3 separate regions of the Homo sapiens genome follow, and regions 1 and 2 are each linked to region 3. Evidence: chromatin contacts called from ENCODE Hi-C or POLR2A ChIA-PET data. All regions are on one chromosome and are shown on one strand. Each heading gives the region's core, a stretch centred on a gene start or an enhancer-like site at or near the end of the contact. The rest is flanking DNA. Distances are from core to core; before and after follow the strand shown.

What was found. A loop is a pair of places that touch in the nucleus more often than their neighbours do. ChIA-PET counts read pairs that join two places held with the same protein, here RNA polymerase II (POLR2A). Pooled maps may share reads with other maps.
Region 1: a map with no recorded cell type shows a loop between it and region 3 (5-fold over the local background). The contact joins the promoter of ENTREP1 here to the enhancer-like site in region 3. A Hi-C loop is called at or near these places in 1 of 168 maps with a recorded cell type or tissue (esophagus muscularis mucosa), 1 of 37 single-sample maps with no recorded cell type and 8 of 50 pooled maps. POLR2A ChIA-PET finds 5 or more read pairs at or near these places in 2 of 52 experiments (A673 and activated T-cell).
Region 2: a loop to region 3 is called in a map of IMR-90, with 3 times the contacts of the local background. The contact joins two enhancer-like sites. A Hi-C loop is called at or near these places in 3 of 168 maps with a recorded cell type or tissue (IMR-90, aorta and dorsolateral prefrontal cortex) and 1 of 50 pooled maps. POLR2A ChIA-PET finds 5 or more read pairs at or near these places in 1 of 52 experiments (BJ).

The regions. Positions count from the first base shown.
Region 1 is chr9:69,323,750-69,326,762 of GRCh38, forward strand. ENTREP1 (endosomal transmembrane epsin interactor 1) reads left to right here and starts at 1,466. Exons shown (of 11, transcript NM_001347995.2): 1 at 1,466-1,974. The coding sequence starts at 1,561.
Region 2 is chr9:69,377,947-69,381,088 of GRCh38, forward strand. The region is part of intron 6 of ENTREP1 (endosomal transmembrane epsin interactor 1); the gene reads left to right. Among named protein-coding and RNA genes, the nearest start is that of ENTREP1, 54 kb to the left of the region's middle. Within about 2 kb of position 1,390, at least 7 of the 41 ENCODE cell types and tissues checked have a DNase peak (open chromatin) inside an H3K27ac peak, as active enhancers do.
Region 3 is chr9:69,053,411-69,056,561 of GRCh38, forward strand. All of the region lies in intron 3 of FXN (frataxin), which reads left to right. Among named protein-coding and RNA genes, the nearest start is that of FXN, 19 kb to the left of the region's middle. RefSeq lists enhancers at 1,423-1,924, 1,925-2,424. Within about 2 kb of position 1,766, at least 3 of the 41 ENCODE cell types and tissues checked have a DNase peak (open chromatin) inside an H3K27ac peak, as active enhancers do.

The sequences.
Region 1 (3,013 bases), core at 216-2,715, 270 kb after region 3:
GAGAATCGCTTGAACCCGGGAGGCGGAGGTTGCAGTGAGCCGAGATCACGCCATTGCACTCCAGCCTGGGCAACAGAGCGAGACACCATCTCAAACAAAACAAAACAAAACAAAAAACCCCTGCATGAATCAACAGACTTTAAACACTTATTTTGAAAGACATTTCCCTTTTCCTCCAGAATTTGAATTTATTCATGGGAGCAGTCTGTAAAGGAAGTCCTAGGCACCATTAAAGACAAGTGCTTTAATAATTTAAGAAGTGTGCATGTAAACTTGGGCACATTGACAGTATATTACATTGGGTTAAAGTGTAACGACCAATATAAATCCAGCTTCCACAAGCAGAGCATAAAAACTGACACATACTTTTCTTGGTTTATTGGGTAGGAGGATGTTAAATACCTTATGGTAAGATAAGCTTTCTAATACTGGAACTGACTAACTGCAAAGAACACTGCTCTGGTTCTTATCAGGAAAAAAAGTCCATTATAATCATTTTAGGCACGAAACTTTCTACGCATTAGAATTCTTCCGAGGTGAAAAGTATATTATTAAGGGAATTCATTTTGCAAAGAGGAATCTTTTTTTTTTTTTTTTTTTTTTTTTTGCTCTAAAGATTTTTCATAAATTACCAGAGTAGTTTAGGATTTTATTAGGATATTTCCTCGGAAGTTTGGGGGTTCCGTGTTCTATCAGGTGATGCCTAATAGATGCCTGATATAGCTCATAAGTCAATGAGAGGACAGAGCGTTACACTTGCCATGCACTCCGGGCTGCCCCGGGTACTTTCTTTACGGATGCTGGATGCTTCCAAGGTAACCCAGTCCTTTCATTCCCGCTCCTACCGAGATGCCGGGAAAGCACTCCCGCGCCGATGCGAGGTAGGCACGTCCTGCGCCCTGTGAGCGGTAACTGCGCTCGGCGTCGTCCTTCCCGAAGTCCTTGGCTTACACCTCTTCCCATCGAGTCGCCCCAAAGCCCCTCCTCCAGGCATCCCCCTCCTTGGGCAAAAGTTTAAGGGCGGGCCCCCTTCTCACTAAAGCGCGCCAGGGCCTCTCTCGTGGCTGGACAGAGAAGGCTCCTCGCTCTTCTCTAGCCCCAGCTCGGCGGGTGGGGACAGACGCTGAGACTCTCGGTGGCCGGCGCTGACGTGTCCTGGCCGTGAGGTGCCTCCCACCTCGAGGGACTTACTTAAATATTTGGGGCAGGGCACCCTCCCAGGACCCCAGGAAGCCGGCGCAGGTTCGGCGGGGACCCTGAGGCTGTGGCGCACTTGCCCCGGCACAGCGCGAGCACGGAGTGCGCGTGGGTGAGAGTGAGGGTGCGCCCAGGGCCAGCGGGAGGCGGACCCGCCAGGCGGCAGGTGGGTGCGGCCGGCTGGAGCCAGGGCAGCGGCAGCGGCGGCAGCAAGTGGTTGGGCCGTGCGCATTTCCTTCCCTCCCCCTCGGCCTCGGAGCCCGTCTGCAGTGCCCAGTGTGCTGCGCCTTCGGCTCGGCTCCGCTCCGCGTCCTCTGCCCGCCGCAGCCGGCCGCACCCGGCCGCACCCTTCCCCGTCCGTCCATGTCCCTGCCCGTGGTGCTCCCGGGCTCCTGCTGCCCCGTGGCTGGGCTTTCGGGTGGGCCGCAGGCCGGGGGCCCGGGCGCCGCTGCCGCCGCCGCTCAGGAGCCGCCGCTGCCCCCGCTGCGGCCGCGCTGGCCCCGGGGCGCGCTGCAGCCCCCGTCGCGGCCTCGCTGCGCGGCCACCGCTGCTGCCGGGGTGCTGGCCGCGCCGCCGGCGCTCTCCTCCCGCCGGGCAGTCGCCGCCGCTGCCGCCGCGGCCCCGGGCTCCGCGCTGCTGCCCGCCCGCCCGCTGCTGTCACTTGGGCTGCTTCAGCTGATCTTGGGCTGCTGCATGGTGGCGCTCAGCTTCGGGGCGCTGTCGCTGAGCAGCTCCCCGCAGGTGAAGAACTCGTGCCCGTTCTGGGCCGGCTCCTCGGTGAGTACCGCGCGCGCGCCCCGTTCGCCCGGTCATCCCGGTGATAGGGGGCTCTGGTCGTTCCTCTCCATTGCCCCTTTGTTGGCCTCCAGGGCTGCAGTTGGGGGAGCCTCACGCCACCTGAAGTTTTTGGAGGCTGGAGAAAAATGTTCCGCGACGGTCGAGTTCAGGGGTGAATTGGGTTGCACCTGGGTAGTGTCTGTTGCGCGCAGGCTGAAGAATTTTATTTTCCCTGTCAAGCTAATAGAATTAAAGACACCCAGCTCTTTGGGAGATTGGAAGGACAGGGTGTGGGTGGCAGGAAAGTGGGAGGAAAATGATTAAACTTCTTTTGGTTATTGAGTATTTGCTGCACTGACAACGTCTGTGCTGGGAGGGCAGGGATTTTGATCATTTTTGTTCACTGATGTATCAAGAATGCCTGGCACATAGTAGGTGTATTTGTGAGATGGGACAGTTTGACTGGGGCACATCGCTTGTTTTATTCTGCATTAAGACACACGTAAATGTGAAATGTGTAGGGTGGCTCGACCCCCAGACGAGTTCAGGAGGTAATGAGGGGGTGTGTGTGAACTGGCGCTTGTACCTGGTCATTAAAGGAAGGCCTTAACCCCACTGGGTTCCTGGAGCCATGCAGGCTGCTGTGCAGAATTCAGTTTGTGAGAACCGGGACCTGTCATTATGGATGAGCTGGCCAAAAGTCCTGGAGTGCCCAGCAGCTAGCTAGAGATGTCTGCTCTACAGGACCCACTCCTCCCTCCTCCAACCGGGAACGCTGAGCCTGGGGCCAAAGAGTGCCCAACTTCAGAGAAAAGCTGCTGCCAGCCAGTATCTATGGACACCGGGTGGCCACTCCCCCCTGCCTCCTAACAATCTCACAATTTCCAAGGCATCCAACCCCTTGACGTTTTCTGGGTGTTGAGAGACTTGGAAACACATCTTTGTGGAATGACTATGGAAGATGAGCACAGTAAATAACCTCTCTTTATATCTTTTTTTTTTAATTTTTAATTTTTATTTTTAAGGGACAGAGTTTCCC
Region 2 (3,142 bases), core at 140-2,639, 320 kb after region 3:
CTGCCAGCCTTCTTTAGAAAAATGAAAAACAATTATGCTGTTTTTCAGGGGTTTCTATTCTCTCTGTCTCTCTCTCTCTGTTTTCTGTCTTACTTTCTCTTTTTGTCTGATAAAACAGATGAATCCAAAGAAAAGTTAAACTTTGGCCTGAAGATAGACATTTTCAATTTCAATTAGCTTTCTAAGGGAAACTGACACCCAGGGAGATAACAGCTGTAATTTGACATGATTGAGAGTCGCTGTTGCCTTGGAAACACTCCCAGTTAGGCCAAATCGATGTTTCATTGTAATACCATCAGCAGGTCTCAACAATCAAGAAATTCTTCCTAGCCATTAAAAAGAGATTAATTATTAATTGTCTCTCCCTGGTCTAGAAAAAATAGATACCATACTTATTTTCCTTTTCAAATTTCAAACTTAAAATTTTGACCTTCTTAAATATCAAGGATTTTTATTGGTACAGTGAAATGCCGCATACATCTGTCTGATTGTTAGCAACTTCTAGAATCAAACCTTTTTTTAAAGAATGACTTCATTTAGGCGCGGCGTGGTGGCTCACACCTGTAATCCCAGCACTTTGGGAGGCTGAGGCGGGCAGATCATGAGGTCAGGAGATCAAGACCATCCTGGCTAACCCCCGTCTCTACTAAAAATACAAAAAAATTAGCCGGGCATGGTAGTGGGCACCTGTAGTCCCAGCTACTTGGGAGGCTGAGGCAGGAGAATGGCATGAACCTGGGAGGTGGAGCTTGCAGTGAGCTGAGATCGCACCACTGCACTCCAGCCTGGGTGAGAGCGAGACTTTGTCTCAAAAAAAAAAAAAAGAATGACTTCATTCGTTTATTCATTCAACAAACGTGGAATCCTCTGTGCTGGGTTATTGGAATTCAAAATGAGCTAGACCTGCTTCCTCCTCTACCATTAAGGAGCTCACAGTCTAGGTCATTAAAATGTGTGTTGGAAGGATCACGGTAATATTCAAAAGAGGGACTTTGGGTGCACAGAGAAGGTACACCTAACCCAGAGTGGCAAGGCAGTCAGAGATGGCTTCCTGGATGAAGTGAACTTAAGCTGAGTTTAAAGGATAAGCAAACATCTGTTGAACTTTTTGAAAGAGAATCTCTTAATTCCACAGAAATACTAGTGTCTTTAGCTTCATATTCAGAGGGCCAGAAATTTCTATTTTTTAATCCCTGTAGTACATGTAGAGACTTATCAAACTAACTTGGTGCTGAGCTTGAGGTTTTTAGAGAAGTATTTTCTAATGTCCAGGGTGATGGTATGTGACTTTGAGATAGGTCACCAGTGGGGCTGCCACCCAGACACTGTTAGTGTTCTTTTCAGTGGCTTAGCTGCTGACTCGTCCCTCAGTTATACCTGAACCCTACGTCTATACCCTCCCCAGCTCACTTGCCCAGGCAGGGGCAGAGATGACTGCAAAGCTGGAGGGGATGTCAGCTGGGTGACAGGTGGCCTGGGCTAGGCCTGTGGGACAGCTTGGCCTCTCTGGTGTTCAGGGAGTGGCCTCTACTGGAATTTCAAAGCCTCAGGGGCTGGGATGGCTTCCTTAATCTTTCAGGAAATGAGCCAAGAATGACAGAGGCTGAAGAGATATGGCAGCAAAACACATGTTCTTTCTGTACCTGAGGACACATTTGCAAAAATCTTAGCGCCGTCTCAGGCTGTCTGTAGAGGGTACATTGGAGGACAGTAAAAAATGACTGATATTTCATGGTGGGGATGAGAAATACCCTCTCCAATAAGAAGAATTCTTTGACACTGAGGTTGCGGATGAGCACTCTGTTGACCTAGGAGGAGGCAGCAGACAGATTTAGTTTCTGCAGTGGCAGAAAGGGAAAGTGACTCATGTGGGTTTAGGAGCCGAGCCATCCAGCAGTGTGCTCTGAGCACTCCCGACCTTCCTGTCTCCTCGCTTTCCTTTCTCTTCTCTGCTTCACCATAATAATGCTCATCACTGCAGATATTTCCACTCTTTAAGATCTAGGTGCATCCTCGGATTTGTCTCTCTGAGTCCTGAGACAGCCTCTGGCCAAATCCAGGTTGGAAGAAAACAGACAAGCTTCTCATCAAGGGCTTTATCCTTCAAAACTTTCTAGAAAGAAGGCCGAAGGAGGGAGTTAAAGCAAAACAGTCTTGTGAGAAAGAAGACATTGCCCAGTCTAAAATACGTGCCTAGAGCCCTATAATCATATTGCCAATGGGCAAACACCTTTATTTTTGGAAATTTTACCAATATCAGAGTGCAGTCCACTTTCCTTTTCAAAAGGGCTGAATTTATTCACATTTAGATACATGTCCTATCAAAAATATTTCACAATGTGACCAACTTTTCTAGATTCACGGTATAAATCAACTTTATAGACACTCATGGTTTAACCTCAGTTGGTAATTTTCTTTCTTTTAAGCAGGCAGGCAAGAATATTCATGATTGTTACTATTTTATGACCAGTTTTATCCAGAGTTTTCACACAACAGAGGCTCCCCATTTCCTGTAAGGTATTATGACCTCTCAGAAGAGGTTTGTTTAACTTCTATAAATACAACCACTTCATGCGTTGGCATCTCCTTGAGAAAAGGCTTCTCGAGTTACTGTCATAAACAGAAGTCTGATTGCAGTTGAGGTTTCTGTCCAAAGATGGGTTCGCTACTTTGTGAATTGATTTGTAATACAGGAGGGGGCCGTGCACCCCACCCCACCTCCGCTACTCCAGGGTGTCTCTGTTCTCAGAAGTTGGCTTGAGCCAGGGATCAAGGAGTCTCCAACCTATTTCTTGAACATGGATCTGGTTTTTACTCTGGGGATGTAGCCTATTAAAGAAAACCGAAGACTGAGGGGGTCTTGGGCATTGACGTGGTTGACATGGGCATTTCTTAAAGCAGAGCCCCCCCAAACCCCACTCATTTCCTTTCCTAAGAATTTCCAAACCCAAACTCAAGTGGAGCCGGGCGATGCTTGGGGTTGAGTCAGTGCTCAGCTGTAGAGGGTTGGGGGAGGGCCCTTCCCTCTCTCCCCCTCTGCAGGCAGCAACCCTGTACCCAGTCACAGGGTACAGTTTTCCAGTACAGGAGGAGGAGGATTCTCTGGTCAATGGTGTATCTGCTGCTGCATTCCACCTGAGTG
Region 3 (3,151 bases), core at 516-3,015:
CAGTGAGCCAAAATCACGCCACTGCACTCCAGCCTGGGTGACAGAGCGAGACTCTGTCATAGATGGATGGATGGATGGATGGATGGATGGATGGATGGATAGATAGATAGATAGATAGATAGATAGCTGGATAGATAGATAAGATAGATAAGACAAGACTAGGCTTCAAGCTGCAGTCCAGCTCTACCAGGCTTGTTGTGACTCTGGGCAAGTCACTCAGCCTCTCTGAGCCTCATTTTCCAGCTTCAGTGGATACCCATGAAGGCAAATCAGAGAGGGGCCTGAGTGTGTATTTGTCCAGCAGGCAGATGGAGGGAACAACAAACTAGACCCGTAGTTCTTCAGTAGGGATAAGATAACTGCCCAAAAGTTATTTAGATTACAAAGACTTGAGCCCTGCTCCTGTGAGACAGTGATGGGGTAGGTCGGGTGCATTCCTGGGAAGCATATTTTTGAAAAGCTCACCTGGGATTCTAATGTGTATCCCTAGGTCTTATTCCTAGAGATTTTGATTACTTGGTCTGGGGTGTGGCATGACCTGGGCAGGGCACTGGGATTTTTAAGCTCCACAGATGATTCCAATATGCAGCTAGTATGAGAACTTGTTTTTTTTTGAAGGAGTCTCACTCTGTCACCCAGGCTGGAGTGCAGTGGCGCAATCTCGGCTCACTGCTCCGCTTCCTGGGTTCAAGCAGTTCTCCTGCCTCAGCCTCCCGAGTAGCTGGGATTATAGGCATCTGCCACCATGCCCAGCTAATTTTTGCATTTTAGTAAAGACGGGGTTTCACCATGTTGGTTAGGCTGGTCTCGATCTCCTGACCTCAAATGGTCCACCCCCATCAGCCTTCCAAAGTTTTGGGATAACAGGCGTGAGCCACCAGGTCCGGCCTGGTGTGAGAACTTCTGAGTTGGATGAAACATTAGCCCCAGATCCTAGAAGCCAGGGAAGTGCTGGTCTTTATCGACTGGCCACCAGGTGGCAGATTTGGGCAAGGGTCTGCCTTTGGGTTTAGAATTATTGCTTAGGCCTTAAAGTAGTTCTTTTTTGCCAGTGGGAGAAAATCCCTCAAAGATGGTTTTCTGGGTTGGTTGGTTTGTTTGTCTGTTTGTTTGTTTTTTGAGACAGAGTCTCCCTCTGTTATTCAGCCTGGAGTGCAGTGGCATGATCTCACTGCAACCTCTGCCTCTCGGGTTCAAGCAGTTCTCCTGCCTCAACCTCCCAAGTAGCTGGAATTATAGGCACACGCCCCCACACCCAGCTAATTTTTGTATTTTTAGTAGAGACAGTGTTTCACCACGTTGGCCAGGCTGGTTTTGAACTCCTGAACTCAAGTAATCCTCCCACCTCAGCCTCCCAAAGTGCTAGGATTACAGGTGTGAGCCACCGCGCCTGGCTCCTCAAAGATGTTAATCCTCTTGATGGCAATTGACTAATACCAGAAAATGTCACGAAGCGTGCATTTTGGATTCAATCATGGAATTGTTGAGGACAATCAGCCATCAGACTAAAGCGATAGAAATAGTATTGGAAATTGCAGCGGGAGCACTGAATGGAGAAGGCACTCCACATAATGGAGGAGGCAACCAAGTCTTAGAGAAGGTATCAAGCCTGACTATAAGGACAGTGAGGGAATTGAAAAAACAAAAAAGGAGCAATGGAGCAGGGAAGGATTGAATGCCTTTCAAGTAGATTCAGTAATTGCTGTTAGCAGCAAAAAATGCAGTAGTGCCTGGGCAGGGCTTTAAAGTGCTTGCACAGGCAGCCCTAGAGGGCCGGGCTGCTTGGGAACTCTTACAAACTGACCTACCAACTTGAGCATCCACAGCCTGATCAGAGGTGGGGGAGTTAAGGGCCTTCTCTCCCCTAGCCTCTACTAGAGCCTGTAACTGCAGGGAAACCAAGTTGCAGGCTAAACTCTGCCCACACATGCAGACATTGATTAGCAAGCTACAAAAACAGTCATGAAACCTGTTTTTATAGGATTAGTGAAGCCCCAGTTTGACCAGAGTACTTTGCATGAATGTTTTGTTAGAAGCAAATGTGCCAATATTCTAGCAGCTGCGTTTGGTTTACTTCTTCTTCTTCTTTTTTTTTTTTTTTGAGTTGAAGCCTAGCTCTGTCACCCAGGCTGGAGTGCAGTTGTGTGATCTCAGCTCACTGCAACCTCTGCCTCCCAGGTTCAAGCGATTCTCCCGCCTCAACCTCCTGAGTAGCTGGGATTACAGACATGTACCACAATACAGGGCTAAGTTTTGTATTTTTAGTAGAAATGGGGTTTCACCATGTTGGCCAGGCTGGTCTCAAACTCCTGATCTCAAGTGATCCACCCGCCTCAGCCTCCTAAAGTGCTGGGTTAACAGGCATGAGCCACGGCACCTGGCAAAAGTCATCTTTTGGTTTACTTCTATTGAACTGAAAAAGTCACAAATATATTTATATTTAATTAAATATATTTATATAAAAATATGGTATTTAGTATTATTATTTTTAGAGACAGGGCCTCGCTCTGTCACCCAGGCTGGAGTGCAGTGGCACAATCATAGCTCACTGCAGCCTCAAGCTTCTGGGCTCAAGTGATCGTTCCACCTCAGCCTCCCTAGTAGCTGGGACTACAGGCACATGCCACCATACTCGGCTAATTATTTTATTTTATTTATGGGTCTCGCTATGTTTCCCAGGCTGGTCTCAAACTCCTGGCCTCAAGCGATTCTCTCACCTCGGCCTCCCAAAGCACCGGGATTACAGGTGTGTGCCAGCACACCCAGCCACAAATCTATAAATTTAGAAAGGAGGACTATTTCTAAAGAGGGTCCCACTACCTGTAGGCAGGAAGCAGAGCCTCTGGCCATAACTGAAAAACAAGCACTTCCAAGAAGGGGCAAAGGGAACATGAATTTATGCTGAGAGGCGTAGCTAAGCATACATATTCAACAGATTATGGGAGGATCTATGAATATTCACAAAGGGAGGATCTATGAATATGCACACATGTGGAGTAAGCTAACGTGTGCAGCATGTCTCCCATGTTCACCTTAGGCAGAAACTTAACACTAACATGTATTACAGGGCAACAAAATGAGACTGCATATCTACATAACCTAGCTATTTGGTAGGCTGAAGCAGGAGCATCACTTAAGACTGGGAGTTCGA